Linked DNA regions of Homo sapiens: region 2 is linked to region 1. A link is an interaction called in ENCODE POLR2A ChIA-PET data of the cell type or tissue named here. Cell type or tissue: OCI-LY7. All regions are shown on one strand. Each heading gives the region's core, and the rest is flanking DNA. Links, peaks and the distances in the headings are about the cores only. Region 1 holds the start of LOC124905248 (a long non-coding RNA gene). Region 2 has its middle 76 kb from the start of EGFL6.

Region 1 (5,382 bases), core at 325-5,324:
TTTGCCTCTGTTTCCAAGTCCTCCTCTGTGTGGTGCATGATGTGTGCTTCCTGCTGCTTGGCCTGCCTGCCTGAAAACCACCATACCATCACAAACTACCAGTTTTAATAAAATTACAGAATTCAAGTGACAAGTACAACTGGCCTACACAGCTGTGAGAACAAATTCTACAACTGATTTGAAGTAAGCATACAGCCCAACTGGTGAGAGAGAAATTCTCAAGGGTGACAGAGAGAGTGGCCTATTAGCTATCGGTGTTCAGTGTGCCCTGCCAGTGTGTAGAAGAGGGAATGGAGGCTGGTGAATCCCTGGTGTTGGTTTGGCAAAGTGTCATATCAGAGCTTCTGACTTAAGGCAGGGCTGGTTTTGGAGAAAATTGTAAAGAAATGTGCTCACTTGATGTTTTGGGGAGCTTTATTGAGGTATAGTTCATAAATAGGGATTATATATATTTAAGATACACAACTTGATGTTTTGATACATGTAGACATTGTGAAATGATCATTGCAATCAACCGAATTCACTTATCTATCACCTCACATATTTTCTTTTTTTCCTTCTTTCCCTCTCTCCTTCCCTGCCTCCCTCCCTCCCTCCCTCCCTCTCTCTCTCTTTCTTTCTTCTTTCTTTTTCTTTCTCTCTCTCTCTCTCCCTTCCTCCCTCCCTCCCTTCCTTCCTTCCTCTCTTTCTCTTTCTTTTCATTTCCTTCCTTCCTTCCTTCCTCCCTCCCTCCCTCTCTCTCTCTTTTCTCTTTCTTTCTTTCTTTCGCTGAGTACACTTGATATCTACCCTCTTAGCAAATTTCAAGTATATAACACAGTATTGTGACAGCACAGTAGTCACTCTACTGTATATTAGACTCTGAGCACTTATTCAACTTGTATAACTGAATTTTTATCGCCTTTGACCAACATCTCCCCACTTTCCCCCCACCTTAGCAACCATCATTCTACATTCTACTTCTAAGAGTTTGACTATTTTAGATTCTACAAGAAACATGCTCAGTTGGTTTTGATGCTCTGATCTTGCAGCATTCTCTGCCCACTGGCAGACACTCACAGTCCTTGAGTTTCCCTAGCTTCTCAGGGCCTCCCACCAAGTCTTTGCACCCAGTACGGGACACTGCCTCAATGCTTCTAGATCCCATTTCAGTGGATGGGATTTTAGGGCCTGAGAGTACAGAATTTTAAAAAATAAAGTAAGTGCAGAAGTATGAGTCTCTAGAATGCATTTCCTTGCAGTGTACTGTCTTTTGCTTGATAACCCTTATTATTTGCTAGATACGGAGATAAGTCCTCATACAAGGAAGAGTTACAGAAAGAGAAAATGAAAGCATCCTTGCCCTTTGGCAGCTTACATTCTAAGCAAATTTGAAATGCACATGTAATTTCTAATTAACCTTTAGAAATAAAAATAAATCTGGAAACAAATTAGGAAACATACCAGAGAGAATGTGGCCATTTTGAAATGCCCTTTTCTCTCAACAGTCCTTGTGATTTCTAGGATTATTGGGTTTTCTTCTTAGGCTATCCCATTAAACCTTGCAAGGTAAAGTAATGGAGAACCAAAAATGTCCCAGTTTCTTCTTCAATAAGTGGGTCTTTGTAGGTTGAGTCCCAAGGACCTTGCCAACAGTAAATGATCATATACTTGTTGATGTGTATTATGACTGTGTGTGCTTATTTCTTTTAATCTTGCCCTCTTGGCTAGACTATTATTTTTCTTTTCTTTTCTTTTCTTTTTTTTGAGATGGAGTCTCTGTCACCCAGGCCACCCAGGCTGCAGTGCAGTGGCACAATCTTGGCTCACTGCAACCTCCGCCTCCTGGGTTCAAGCAACTCTCATGCCTCAGCCTCCCGAGTAGCTGGGATTACAGGCGCCCACCACCATGCCCAGCTAATTTTTTATATTTTTTAGTAGAGGCGGGGTTTCGCTATGTTGGCCAGGCTGGTCTCAAACTCCTGACCTCAGGTGATCCACCCGCCTGGGTCTCCCAAAGTGCTGGGATTACAGGCGTGAGGCACCGTGCCAAGCCCTAGACTATTATTTTTCAATCATAGTACCTTTTCCATTTAGAGTCCACACAACTTCAGATCTTTGTCCCTAATGGGTGTGTATTAAGTGCTAATTTACATATGTTATGTATGTTATGGCAAACTGAGCAAGTATGGTCATTACAGGCAAATGCTTCGCCTGTGGCTGTGATTTCCACATTGCTGTATACACAGCACATCTACTCCCAGGCTTGTTCCGTTTTCAGACCTTGCGTGATGGCCCTCAGCACAACAGAAAGTTCTCCAACTGGTAAACTTTTACCTACCTGACTCCTGAACCGTGGTACCTGCCAAAACAGGCCCAAAGACTATCCCCAGCCCTTTCTTTCTTTTAAGCCCTCCTAACAATGACTGTGTTGTCCCTCCTAGTATTCTGTGTGCTTCTAACATTCTGCTTTAGGAATACAGTACTGTCTTTCAAGAGGCTGATTAGAAGGAAACAGAAATTGGGCAGTTGAAGACAATTCCTAGTCATGTTCTAAAAATAACAGATTGTTGAGGCAGTGTTGGAAGTAGGCTTCTTGAAATGCACACACTGTCCTTGTCTGATCATTGTCTATTGTGTTGAGTAAGGTGCCTTATGCACAAGAACATACAGGCCCAGAGAGATCCATTGCCACCATTTTTAGTTAGAGGTCATAATAGCCCCAGGGGTTTCACAGTCTGTCTCAGTGGAACTGATCTTGGAAATCGCCTCCTCCCACAGTCTTGTCATTATCCCATTTTCAATTCGCCCTGCTCACTGGCAGATAGCATCTCTTTGGGAGATGGATGGGGACTGCAAGTGAGTAGGGACTGCGGGCTGGGGGTGAGCCCCTTCTCTGAGCTCCTCTTGTCTTTACCAGGCTTTTAAAGTGCACAATCATTTTTTCTTTTATTATATAAAGGTGGCAGGTTTATGTACAGTTAAGGAAGAATCCTTTGCAGGTGGCCAGATTTTTATTTCTGCTCGCTGCATGTGGAAGGGGGTGAACTAAAAGGATATAACATAAATTAAAACCCAAGCAGGTGGTTTCATGCTCAGGGACCGAGTTGGAAACATTGCAACGTGGAGGCGATATTCAAATTAAAATGAGGAAACACGGACATGCTTCGATTACTGTGACAGATAATGTCAAGAACTTCTTTCCTGGCAGGGTAGATTCTGATGTGGACTAAAATTGATTTGTGTAGTTATCGCCCTGTGGTCTGTGGAAAAGTAAACATCGAGACCAAAATAATCTCTCTACCTATGGACGCAGGAGTAGTGAAAGGAGATGCACCACCCCTGGCCTTTGGCACTGTGTGTCAGGTTGGGGCCATAGCCTTACTCTTGGGAGTGGGCAAACCCTATCATCAGGCCCCGTGCGGAGGGAGTCATCTCCTCCACCGCCCAGGACTCTTTACACACGGAAGAATACCACCTTTTGGCAGAGGCAAGAGCACTTCATGTTAGTGACGCTTCATGTGATGGAGGATAAAGGGACAACACTCTTCTCTCCTGGCGTCCGGTAATTTTCATCATTTTAGAATAAAAGGAAGGTGCCGTCAAGACAAACGAGGAGTTATTCTTAGTTTTGGCAAGTCCTAAAACAGTGATACGGGGGCTGAAGAGTTCACGTGGAGTAGAAAGTTATTGCCAAGGTAAGTGATCGCACAGGCCCATGATCCCACAGTGCATACATTGACTCTGTAATTCGGTCTCCATAGAAGTTGATTCAGCACCACTTTTGCACCGAGTGGGTGTGGCTGTCACGAAGAGAAAGCCAGTGGGAGCAGAGATAGTTGATTTATGTAACAACTTTCATGCCTCATAGATTGTTCCATTCTCTAGAAGAAATAATTACCTGCTTATGAGCAGTTCTTTGGAGCAGAGCTCTGCTTCTTTTCTGCATAGTACAGACGTTATTTATTTCTAACTTTTGCCTCTGGGCCCTCAATATGTAGTCCAAATATACCACAGAAACACGAGACCTCTAAGGCAGCCAGGCACAAAATGTCGAATTGAAGGGAAAAAAGCAAGGTTAAAAAACAGAAATCATAAATTATCTTCTTGAAAAAATTACATGCATAGCACCAATCATTCTTCAATTCCTCCATAGCAATTTGACCTGATACTCATTTTTAAAACACAGCTCTCATTCTGGGTATCCTCTCAGCTTTCTGGGATAGGTTCCTGAAACAAAAGCCAAACAAAAGCCGAACATTCTAATGAAACATGGCCACAAACACTGGTGCAAGAAGTCTCCAAATCACTCAAAAGAATGTATATAGCATGAGTCGTAGGGAGTACTTTCTAGATGAATGAGCCTTGGGCTTGTTTTCGTCACTGGAAGGAAACGATTGTCTGACATCTTTGGAGTTGGAACATGGCTCTGAGCAGTTAAATTATTTCTGACAGAACTGCTTAAGGCAACTTCATATGGTTAGGGGGAAGCCCTATGAATTATTGAATTGCCCATTTTCCTGCACACAGAATTTCTCACATGAACCAATTTACCATGGGGACAGATAAAGTACAAAGCAGGAAAAAAAAAAAAGCAGAGGCAGTTTTTAAGAAGGAATATTCTAGGAACCTGGGTGCTGGGGTTTGGAGTTAATCAAGTTTACGAACTTCTCATCTCTGCTCCATGAGGGACTGGAAGCTGGCATTCATGAGATTACTGGAAATGATCTACACACAAAGGAATTTGATAAATGCTAGCTTGATACCCACTATAATATGTGTTTTGGGTAAGAGAGGAGAAAATGGAGAGACAATGGCAAAATGTACAGAGTCAGCAGTTCTGACTAGGAAGAGGAAGCAATAGTCATTCAGCTCATTTGCTGCTCAAACCAAACAGATCCACTTCACACCAACAGAGTTGCCTGGGGGCCTCCTTATCCCTGTGTCTCAGGAGTTGGGGTCTGGGGCCTCGGGTCTTTTTCTGCTCCAGCACGAGAGGATCTGCTTTGGTTTGCAGCAACAGCAGACGGATGGAGAACCTGGTACTGTTTGGGGCTCTGCCTGTTTGGTGGTAACTTCTCAGATGGACAAGTGGGCTCCTCTCTGCCTGCAGAGAGCTATTATCATATATATGACTCTCCAAGAGAGCAGCCAGGATAGGCCTTAGGCATCGTTAAAAAAAGAAGTTGAGGCTGGAGATGGCTCATGCCTGCCTTCCCAGCATTTTGGGAAGCCAAAGTGGGAAGATCTCTTGAGGCCAGGAGTTTGAGACCAGTCTGGGCAAAGTAGCGAGACCCCATCTCTACAAAAAGAAGAAGAAGAACAAAAAAAAATTAGCCAGGCATGGTGGCCTGCCCCTGTAGTCCCAGCTACTCAGGAGGCTAGGTTGGGAGGATCACTTGA
Region 2 (5,382 bases), core at 164-5,163, 73 kb before region 1:
CTAAACTGAGCCCAAGCCTCCCATCTGTCCCGTATCGTAGTTGTGCTTTTTTTTTTTTTGAGACAGAGGCTGGAGTGCAGCCATGCGATCAAAACTCACTGCAGCCCCCGCCTCCTGGGCTCAAGCGATCCTCCCACCTCAGCCTCCCGAGTAGCTGGGACCACAGGCATGTACCACCACACTGGGCTGTTTTGTATTTTTTGTAGAGATAGGGTTTCGTCATGTTGCCCAGGCTGGTCTCAAACTCCTGGGCTCAAATCATCTGCCCACCTTGGCCTCTCAAAGTGCTGGGATTCCAGGCATGAACCACAAGGCTCGGCCCACAGTTGTGCTTTAGTCCCTGATTCAAATCCTCCTTCAGCTGGTTTACAAAGTATCCGTGTTCCTGCCTCTTCCTGGGGTCCTGACTTACTGTTTCACAAGGTGTCCCACCCCAGGATTTAGCCCTGTCCTCAAACCCCAGCTTGCTGGCTGGGACTTTTACTCATTGCTTGACTTTACAGAAGCAGCCTGATTTTACAGTAAAACTCTTTACTGCTTCAGATTCCCAGCCACTCTGTCCCCACACCTGGCAGAACATAGTGTCTTTTGCAGGGCCATTTGTGCTGTCATCCATCTTGAATTATGCCTGTGGCTTGCCTCCCCTGACCCCACCCTGCTGAACCTTTGATGAGAACTGGCCTGCTTCCCAGTATTGATCTGTTCTAGAGCTGAGCTCTGTGCCAAGCTTCCTTCTGAGCCACCCTATTGCTGTGCCAAAGTTGCATCAGGTCTAGACATCCAAACCTGGATGGGTGACACTAGGGCAGATATAGAAAACAGAAGCCAAAGCACTGAGTCAACAGGGGTGGAAAAACTAGGGGGTCCCATGGTCACAACGGAAGTGATCCTAGAGTAATAGGCCTTGGCACTATTGCAATTTGGGGCCTGATGGTCCTTTGTTGTGGGAGTCTCTCTAATGTACTATAGGAGGTTTAGTGGCAGCCCTGGCCTTTACCCATTTGATGCCAGTAGCACCCCACTTCCCCAGCTGTGACAAAGAAAAATACCTGCAGATATTGCCAAATGTCCCGAAAGGACAAATATCACCCCCATTGAGAACCACTCATATATATTATTAAAGATTTCCCCAAATGGTTCTTCAGTTTGGACTTTGTGGACATGTTTGTTTTTAATCAAGGTTTATCAACCTCAGCTCTATTGATATCTTGGTCCCAGTAATTCTTTATTGTGTATGTTGGGGGCTGCTGTCTTGTGCACTGGAGAATGTTTAGCAGCAGCCCTGGCCTCCACCCACTAGATGACAGTTGCACCTGCCCACCTCCCAGTATTGACAAACAAAAATGTCTCCAGATATTGCCAAATATCCCCTGGGGAGCAACGCCTGGTTGAGAACTGTGGTCCCAGAGCAATGCTCACTCTTGCTGCTGGTGTGCATGGCGTGATGGGAGCAGAAGGGACTAGAAGGAAGCAGACAGAGAAGAATTTTGGAAGGGAGCCCTTCTCAACTGATTCTTTTGAAACTGAGAAATTTCAAAACAACAACACTGGTTTTTTTTTAATTGACAAACTAACAGTGAGTCTGTATTAGTGGTTCTCAACAGGAACAGTTTTTCCTCATAAGCGGACATTTGGCAATGTCTGGAGACATTTTTAGTTGTCAAAACCAGGAGGTGGGGATGCTACTGGTGTTTAGTGAGTAGGGACCAGGGATGCTACTAAGCCTTCTACAATCCACTGAACAGCCCCCACAAAAGAATAATTAGCCCCAAATGTCAATAGTGCCGAGGCTGAGAAACCCTGGTCTATATGCATGTCATTCAATTGGATTTGATTGGAAGTCTTAGTGCAATTCACCACATTTGAATTCCACTTGCAAAACAGTCTTTACAAACAATGCAGGACACTCACTCCAAGTCTGGGTGACCAGTTGTTCTACTTGTATTACTGAGGAACCAACATAGTTTGCACTGAGAATGCCAAGAGGGTCCCCAAATTGTCTACTTGATAACATACCCAACTCATCTATATGGATAATAAGCTCTGTCCCAACTTTCTACAAAGTTGTTCAAGGGCATAACTGAGGCAAGTGGCTAATTCAGAAATGTCCTGGCCGGTAGAGTTCCCTGTGAGAAGAAATCAGACCAACTTCAGGGCAGGAACTTTGTGATCATTATTTTTGGCTACCCAGAGGCCGTTCTTAGCACTGGTCACAATTTAAACTATGCCCTGGGTAGGGGAGGGATTCCTGCTTTTTTTTCGTCATATGTTTGAAATGAATGAACTTTGAATTTCATTTGAGTCAGTTTCATCAGAGCTAGTATGGTCAAGTGCCCCAAATTAGTCAACCAAACAGCAATGCAGAGAGGAAATCAGTGGTTCTCACCTCTGGTGCACATAAGGATTTTTGAACAATACCAATTGTTCAAAATCGGGGAGTTTTAAAATAATACTGATGCCTACGACTCCAATTCCCAGACCAACTAAATCAGGATCTCTGATTTAAGGCTTCCCAGCAGAGTCAAGAACCTGCAGAATAAATGCAATTTGAAAAAGACCATAGTGGAAGAGCAAAGAGAGAAGATGGCCAATGGCAAAATCATGGGAACTGTACCGTGTTCTCATGACTCCCACCCCTAGCTCCAGATGGGGTTCAGCCCCAACAACAGACAATGATCCAACCTTTCATTAGAAAGGACAAGTGCTGCCTGTCACTTCTGAAGTCCTGTGGATTTTTTCTTATTTTTTTTTCTAATCTTAGCGTTCCTTCTTTTTACTTTGCTCACTTTTGAGCCACCATACAGGTAAAAGATACAAATTCCATAATAAGGGAAAAAGATTTTTTAAAAAGCAAAAGTTAAGGCCGGGCGTGGTGGCTCATGCCTGTAATCCCAGCACTTTGGGAGGCTGAGGCGGGCAGATCACTTGAGGTCAGGAGTTTGAGACCAGCCTGGCCAACATGGTGAAACCCCTTCTCTACTAAAAAATAGAAAAGTTAGCTGGGCGTGGTGGCATGCGCCCCTAGTCCCAGCTGCTCGGGGAGGCTGAGGTGGGAGGATCACTTGAAACTGGGGGCAGAGGTTGCAGTGAGCCAAGATAGTGCCACTGCACTCCAGCCTGGGTGACACAGTGAGACCCTGTCTCAAAAAAAAAAAAAAAAGGCAAAAGCTAAAATATGGGGCTTTATGGAAAAGTATTATAAAATGGGAACAGCTGGTGTGCAGTTATTATCAGCTAGAACTTCAGAATTGCTTCAGCAACACTTAATTTTGCTCCTTATGGAGAAACCAGCCTGCTATCTACAGTCTCTCAATTACCATTACCTAGGAAAATTTCTGAGAAATGTCTTGATATGACTTTTCTGCCATGTTACTCAAAGTTTGGCAGCTATAGTTTACTTAATGGGTTTTCTGCACCATTAGGAGTTTCATGTAGGTTACCCATTTAATACATTTTTAAAAAACCATCATAATTTTAAAAATATAAAGAATAAGTTTTGATATTTAATAATAATAGATTCATACTAGTGAAAGGGAAGACATTCTTTGTAGTCTACTATCAAAGTGGCAGAGACTGGCTAGTTGTTCACCAAACCATTTCCTTTCCTCTCTTGGACACATGACCAGACTACATCTCCCAGCTTCCTTTGCAGTTAGGTGTAGCCATGAGACTGAGTGCTGGTGAGTGAAAGGTGAGGGGAAGTATGGGCTCTATCACTATCTAATGGTGCTTCTGGCTCTACAAAAATGAATGAGGGGTTTCTAGTGTGGGCTTCAAAACTAATAATTTATTAAGATATCATATTCGTAAGCGTTACCAGCTGTACAGTCCCAACATTTGGATTGGGGTAGGTGTTAATCTGCTTATCCTCTGATCCTCTTCCTATTTCCCCAAAACCTGAGGTGCCTGAGCAGAGGGCCTCTGAGACAAATGTTGATATACAAAGAGTAAGTCCTCTATATTTTTCTTACAATTTATCAAGAAGGAAATACTGGCTGGGCTTGGTGGTTTACGCTTGTAATCCCAGCAGTTTGGGAGGCCAAGGCGGGAGGATTGCTTGAGGCTAGGAGCTCGAGAACAGCCTGGGCAATATAATGAGACTCCCATCTCTATAAAACATTTTTAAAAATTAACCAGGCTTGGTGGTACGTGCCTGTAGTCCCAGCAACTCAGGAAGGCTGAGGCGGGAGGATCACTTCAACCCAGAAGTTCAAGGTTGCAGTGAGCTATGATCATGCCACTGCACTCCAGCCTGGGTGACAGAGCTAGCCCCTGTCTTGAAGAAAAATAAAAATAAAATAATTTTTAAAAATATAAAAGAAGGAGATATTGAATCTTGAGGAGCAAAAGCTTTTAGCCCGAACAACTGGAAGCTTGGAGTTTCTTTTATTAAGAATGGGGTAGACTGCAGTACAGGCAGGTTCTCTTTTATACAAACAAGGTGCCCCTCCCTAAGCCCTCCAGGTATTGCTTTGGGATCCACAGGGAAAGGAGGGTCCTGTACTCACAGATATGAAAATCTGAAGATGTTATGCATTCTTGGGCAGAATATCATATAGATGATATTGTATCTTTTTCAGGGTAACACATCTGGAGGCATACCATATTTTAATTTAGCTGCCCTTCATTGGTGATTTTAATTTAGCTGCATAGTATTCCACTGTGTGGATGCACCATAGTTGATTAACCAATGTCCTATGCTTTGACAAATATTACTGCAATAAATAACATTTTGCATATGCATTTTAATATCGTTAGAGGTGTATTGCAGTGTAAATTTCTACAAGTGGCATTGCTAGGTGGAAGGGTAAATGGATATGTGGTTTTGTTAGATATTGCCAAATATCCCTACATAGATATTGCACAGTTTTGCATTTCCTCTAGCAATGAGAGTGCTTATTTCCCCACAGTTTAACAACAGAACATGTTGTCAGGTTTGAGTTGTTGCCACTCTGATAGCTGAGAATGGTGTCGCAGTGTAGTTTTAGTTTGCATTTCTTTTGTTATGAATGAAGCTGAGCATCTTTTTGTAAGTTTAAGAGTCATTTTTACATCTCTTTTTGCGAATTGTCTGCTCAGGACTTTTGCACATTTTTCTGTAGCATTTTTGGCCTTTTAAAAGTCAACTAAAAAAGTCCTTTGCATGGTAGGAATTTTAGCTCCTTAGCTGTAAGATTTGTTGTAAATTGCTTCTCCCAGGGCAAGCTTCTCCTCATAGGGCAAGAAGAGCTTCTTCTTGCGCTTTGTCTTTTGATTTTCTTTACATCATTTTTTGCTGTGCAAAAAATATTTTAATTTTTATGTTGTCAAATTTATTAATCTTTTCTTACATCCGCATTTTTAGTTGTAGTTAGAAGGCCTTTCACTGTACCCTAAAAATCA

Evidence for each region. Peaks named below come from ENCODE experiments on the same cell type or tissue, not always from the same donor. Only the 100,000 strongest peaks of a DNase experiment are listed, where the experiment ranks them.
Region 2: POLR2A ChIA-PET joins it to region 1 with 13 read pairs; 7 of 35 experiments call an interaction of 5 or more read pairs at or near these places.

What each region holds. Positions count from the first base shown.
Region 1 is chrX:13,417,864-13,423,245 of GRCh38, reverse strand. It overlaps LOC124905248 (a long non-coding RNA gene), which reads left to right and starts at 3,141. Exons shown (of 2, transcript XR_007068395.1): 1 at 3,141-3,677. In OCI-LY7, for the core only: no CTCF peak of the experiment used is centred there; no DNase peak of the experiment used is centred there.
Region 2 is chrX:13,490,751-13,496,132 of GRCh38, reverse strand. No RefSeq gene overlaps it. Among named protein-coding and RNA genes, the nearest start is that of EGFL6, 76 kb to the left of the region's middle. In OCI-LY7, for the core only: no CTCF peak of the experiment used is centred there; no DNase peak of the experiment used is centred there.